2 separate regions of the Homo sapiens genome follow, and region 1 is linked to region 2. Evidence: chromatin loops called from intact Hi-C (ENCODE). Cell type or tissue: OCI-LY7. All regions are shown on one strand. Links, peaks and the distances in the headings refer to the core of each region. The heading gives the core; the rest is flanking DNA. Region 1 has its middle 77 kb from the start of ZNF280B. Region 2 has its middle 130 kb from the start of ZNF280B.

The links. Peaks named below come from ENCODE experiments on the same cell type or tissue, not always from the same donor. Only the 100,000 strongest peaks of a DNase experiment are listed, where the experiment ranks them.
Region 1: it touches region 2 in a loop (6-fold over the local background); 2 of 110 quality-filtered maps call a loop at or near these places.

Annotation. Positions count from the first base shown.
Region 1 is chr22:22,430,379-22,433,288 of GRCh38, forward strand. It overlaps IGL and IGLV1-36. Among named protein-coding and RNA genes, the nearest start is that of ZNF280B, 77 kb to the right of the region's middle. In OCI-LY7, for the core only: CTCF peaks have their summits at 1,283 (motif pointing right) and 1,488; a DNase peak (open chromatin) is centred at 1,323.
Region 2 is chr22:22,379,268-22,382,177 of GRCh38, forward strand. It overlaps IGL and IGLV1-44. Among named protein-coding and RNA genes, the nearest start is that of ZNF280B, 130 kb to the right of the region's middle. In OCI-LY7, for the core only: a CTCF peak has its summit at 1,256 (motif pointing right); DNase peaks (open chromatin) are centred at 1,374 and 2,184; H3K4me3 peaks cover 2,319 bases; H3K27ac peaks cover 2,500 bases.

The DNA.
Region 1 (2,910 bases), core at 212-2,711, 51 kb after region 2:
AAACTTAATATGCCTGATGTGTTACGTAAATGCAATAAACATTTTTTGAAAGCTATAAAAATTATGTAAAGGAACATGGCTTACACTAAAAGGAACACTTAAAATAATGACACCCTTGAAATGCAATCCCAAAACACAGCATACATTTTATTTCAGTTCCATATATGGACTGGTTTTATTTAAATGTCTATATTAAATCTCACTATTCCATTTTTAAATGGAGCACTTAAAATCTCATTCTACGGCAACTGCCTGGTGATACATTCACCAGTGGAAATATCAACAAAACCATCCAGCTGTTTTCCTCCATCCCCATAGAATTCCCCAAACTAGTAATTATTAAGAGCCCAGGATGTATCATGCCAGAATTCATGCAGTCATAGGCATAACCTGTTTCATTTTTCATTCTGATCAACAGAATTACAATTTTTCTTAAGCTTGTTTTTAGCTTATTAGATTCTAGTTGTCATTACAGATCAAAGATAAATAATTTTCTATCATCCTTAAGCCACCCCCATAACACTCACTACTGAATTTGAACCATAATTTTTCCCTAAAAATCCTAGTTGGGGTGCTTGATGTTGAGAGCTAACACGTATCAGGCTCACCTGAGGACAGACTCTGGTTAAACCAAGTTAAAATTTTAATTCTTCCCATCTTCAAAGACTGAGCATCTTTGCTCTTTTTGTTCATAAGTGAAACACTCCAAAGTCATTTGCCAGGATCCCCTGCAGATGAGCATTTAGTGTACAGACTCCTAGGCAAGATCCCTGGTCACAGTATCCAGATGACTATGACTGCAAATCTGGGGAAGTAGAGGGAGAACAAAGATTTACCAGGAAAACCCTCTGGGAATTCCTCCCCAGGGAATCCTAGAGGAAAGAGCTCCCTTTCTCCTCAGCGCCACAGGATCCACAGAGGAAGGAGAGCTCTAGCCACCAGGAAGGAGCCACATGAGAGGAGAGGACCTGGTGTCCAACACAGGTGGGGAGGTGAGTCCATGGGGCTGGTCCCTGCTATGGGCTTGATCCTGACATAGGACTTTATGTAGATACCACCTGAGTCCTCTACAATGTACAGCCAAAGAGCCATGGAAAGATTCACTCCTGAGGAGTCTGAAGACTCCTCAGTAGAGCGTGAAGATAGCCCTGAAGTCACAGGGAGGAGACACAGACACCACTTGGCCTGCCTTGGACCTGAGAGAGGGGGCAGTGGACAGAATGGGGGGAGGAAGCCATGTATCTGAGAGGTTCTGGTCACCTTATCATAGAATGGTTTACCTTGATCTGGACACCAGAGGGCGCATGGGGATCATTCCTGAGAAGACAGGGGTGATCAGAGCAGAACCAGCCGCCTGCCCTGCCTGGTGTCCTCTGCTCAGGGCTCACAGCTGTGTCCTCCCCACCCCCTGGGACCACAAAGCTCCACCCCTGCCACCCCCTGACATCCTCAAGCCAAGGAGCCTGACCCAGGGCTCAGGGTGGGGTCACAAACCTGGGGGGGGTCTGATTTGCATGGATGGACTCTCCCCCTCTCAGAGTATGAAGAAAGGGAGAGATTTGGGGGAAGCTCAGCTTCAGCTGCGGGTAGAGAAGACAGGACTCAGGACAATCTCCAGCATGGCCTGGTCCCCTCTCTTCCTCACCCTCATCACTCACTGTGCAGGTGACAGGATGGGGACCAAGAGAGAGGCCCTGGGAAGCCCATGCGACCCTGCTTTCTCCTCTTGTCTCCTTTTGTCTCTTGTCAATCACCATGTCTGTGTCTCTCTCACTTCCAGGGTCCTGGGCCCAGTCTGTGCTGACTCAGCCACCCTCGGTGTCTGAAGCCCCCAGGCAGAGGGTCACCATCTCCTGTTCTGGAAGCAGCTCCAACATCGGAAATAATGCTGTAAACTGGTACCAGCAGCTCCCAGGAAAGGCTCCCAAACTCCTCATCTATTATGATGATCTGCTGCCCTCAGGGGTCTCTGACCGATTCTCTGGCTCCAAGTCTGGCACCTCAGCCTCCCTGGCCATCAGTGGGCTCCAGTCTGAGGATGAGGCTGATTATTACTGTGCAGCATGGGATGACAGCCTGAATGGTCCCACAGTGCTCCAGGCCCAGGGGGAACAGAGACAAGAACCCCCTTCCTTTTCTGCCAGGAGGGTGAGCCCCGGCTGCTGCTGCTCAGGCCTGGCCTGTGGCTTCTGCTGCTGCAGCTTCCCCCATGGGTCCAGGGATATCCAGGGCCCTGCCTGAGAGTGGAGGCTCCTCCTCCCCTGAGTCCTCAGAGTCAGGAACAGGGTGTCCAGAAAACAAAAGCAGGGTGTCCTGCTCCCTGTAGCTTGGGACACAGGGTCTCTGCACTGAAGTCCTGGGCTGAGGTGGCAGGTCCAGCTGTGTCATCACAGACCCACTTCTGTTGGGGAACCTGTGTCTCCATCATCCTACTTTTTCCATTTCCAGGAGTTTCCAGAGTGGTGTCTTCCTCCCCCTTCTCCTCAGTGTGAATCCCTGTGCTTCCTTTCTCTCCAGCCTATTCTTTTTTTAATAAAACTCCTTTCATGTAGGAATAATGCACATATAATAAGCCACCCATATTTACAATAGGGAATGAGACAAATTTTGGCATTTCTATGGATCCTTGAAAACATCACCACCACCGGGAGCTATACAACATACAACCTGTGACCAACCCCAATAGCTCCTCATGACCCTTGTCACCTCATTCCCTCCCCCAACACCCTCCTTGGAAGTTGCAGATCTGCCTCTGTCACTACTGTTTGGTTTCTCTTTTCTGGAATGTATCAGTGTTATCAAACATTATCTTCCCATTTGTTCAGGCTTCTTTCACTCTGCACACTTCTTTTGAGATTCTCGCTGTTGTTGCTGCATTGTACCCATCTCGTAGAGGGCTCCTTACTATCT
Region 2 (2,910 bases), core at 271-2,770:
ATAAATAAAACTTAATATGCCTGATGTGTTATGTAAATACAACAAACATATTTTAAAAACTATAAAAATTATGTAAAGGCACATGGCTTACACTAAAAGAAACATTTAAAATAACAACACCCTTGAAATGCAATCCCAAAACACAGCATACATTTTATTTCAGTTCCATGTATGGACTGGTTTTATTTAAATGTCTGTATTAGGTTTCACTATTTGGTTGTTTAAATGGAGCATTTAAAATCTTATTGTATTACAACTTATATCAACATAATCATCTTGCTGTTTTTCTGTATCCCCTTAAAATTCCCTAAACAAATATTTATTAAGAGCCCAGGGTGTATCATGCCAGAACTCAGGCAGTCACAGACATAACCTGTTTCATTTTTCATTTTGATCAACAGAATTATGTTTTCTGTTAAGCTTGTTGTTTTTAGTTCATTAGATTCTAGACGTCATTACAGATCAAAGACGAAAAATTTCTATCATCTTTAAGCCACCCCCACAACACTCACTACTGAATTTGAACCAAAATCTTCTCCTAGAAATCCTCGTTGGCGGCTCGATAGTAAGAGCTGCCATGTATCAGGCTCACCTGAGGACAGACGCTGGTTAAACCAAGTTGAAGTTTTAATTCTTCCCATCTTCAAAGACTGAGCATCTTTGCTCTTTTTGCTCATAAGTGAAACACTCCAAAGTCATTTGCCAGGATCCCCTGTAGATGGGCATTCAGTGTACAGACTCCTAGGCAAGATCCCTGGTCACAGTATCCAAATGACTTTGACTGCAAACCTGGGGAAGTAGAGAGAGAACAAAGATTTACCAGAAAAACCCTCTGGGAATGTCTTCCCAAGGCACCCTAGAGGGAAGAGCTCCCTTTCTCTTCAGCTCCACAGGATCCACAGAGGAAGGAGAGCTCTAGCCAGCAGGAAGGAGCCACATGAGAGGAGAGGACCAGGTGTCCCACACAGGTGGGGAAGTGAGTCCATGGGGCTGGTCCCCGCTCTGGGCTTGATCCTGACATAAGAGGACTCTGTGTAGACACCACCTGAGTCCTCTGCAATGTACAGCCACAGAGCCATGGACAGATTCACTCCTGAGGAGTCCAGTAGAGCGCGAAGACTGCCTTGAGGTCACAGCGGGAAGACACAGGTGTCACTTGAGCTGGCCTGGACCTGAGAGAGGGGGCAGTGGACAGAACAGAGGGGAGGCAGTGGTGTGAATGAGAGGCTCTGGTCACCTTATCATAGAATGGTTTACCTTGGCTGGACACCAGGGGACGCTGGGGGACCATTTCTGAGAAGACGCGCGGGGGGCGGGGGTGGGCGGTGATGGGAGCACAACCGGCCACCTGTTGTGCCTGTTGTCCTCTGCTCAGGGCTCACAACTGTGTTCTCCCCACCCTCTGGGACCACAGAGCTCCACCCCTGCCACACCCTGACATCCTCAAGGCAAGGAGCCTGACCCAGGGCTCAGGGTGGGGTCACAAAGCTGGGGGGGTCTGATTTGCATGGATGGACTCTCCCCCTCTCAGAGTATGAAGAGAGGGAGAGATCTGGGGGAAGCTCAGCTTCAGCTGTGGGTAGAGAAGACAGGACTCAGGACAATCTCCAGCATGGCCAGCTTCCCTCTCCTCCTCACCCTCCTCACTCACTGTGCAGGTGACAGGATGGGGACCAAGAAAGGGGCCCTGGGAAGCCCATGGGGCCCTGCTTTCTCCTCTTGTCTCCTTTTGTCTCTTGTCAATCACCATGTCTGTGTCTCTCTCACTTCCAGGGTCCTGGGCCCAGTCTGTGCTGACTCAGCCACCCTCAGCGTCTGGGACCCCCGGGCAGAGGGTCACCATCTCTTGTTCTGGAAGCAGCTCCAACATCGGAAGTAATACTGTAAACTGGTACCAGCAGCTCCCAGGAACGGCCCCCAAACTCCTCATCTATAGTAATAATCAGCGGCCCTCAGGGGTCCCTGACCGATTCTCTGGCTCCAAGTCTGGCACCTCAGCCTCCCTGGCCATCAGTGGGCTCCAGTCTGAGGATGAGGCTGATTATTACTGTGCAGCATGGGATGACAGCCTGAATGGTCCCACAGTGCTCCAGGCCAATGGGGAACTGAGACAAGAACCCCCTTCCTCCTCTGTCAGGAGGGTGAGCCCCAGCAGCTGCTGCTCAGGCCTGGCCTGTGGCTTCTGCTGCTGCAGCTTCCTTCATGGGTCCAGGGGCATCCAGGGCCCTGCCTGAGAGTGGAGGCTCCTCCTCCCCTTCAGTCCTCAGAGTCAGGAACAGGACATCCAGGAAACAGAACATCCTCCTCCCTGCAGCTTAGGACACAGGGTCTCTGCACTGAAGTCCTGGGCTGAGGTGGCAGGTCCAGTTGTGTCATCTCAGACCCACCTCTGATGGGGAACCCGTGTCTCCGTCATCCTCCTTTTCCCATTTCCAGGAGTTTCCAGAGTGGTGTCTTCCTCCCCCTGCTCCTCAGTGTGAATCCCTGTGCTTCCTTTCTCTCCAGCCTATTCTTTTTTAATAAAACTCCTTTCATGTAGGAACTATGCACATCTAATAAACTACCCATATTTATAACAGGAAATTAGACAAATTTTGGCATTTTTCTGGTTCCTTGAAAACATCACCATCCCCGGGAGCTATTGTGACCATCCCGGCAGCTCCTCATGATGCTTGTCTCCTCCCTCCCTCCCCTAATGGCCTCTCAGGAAGCCACAGATCTGCCTCTCTCACTACTGTTTGGTTTTTTTTTCTGGAATGTATCAGTGTTATCAAACGTTATCTTCCCATTTGTTCAGGCTTCTTTCACTCTGCACACTTGCTTTGAGATTATCCCTGCTGTCGCTGAATTGCACCCATCCCTTAGAGGGCTCATTACTATCTTTAAGGGTCCTTAGGCCATTTTTTTCTG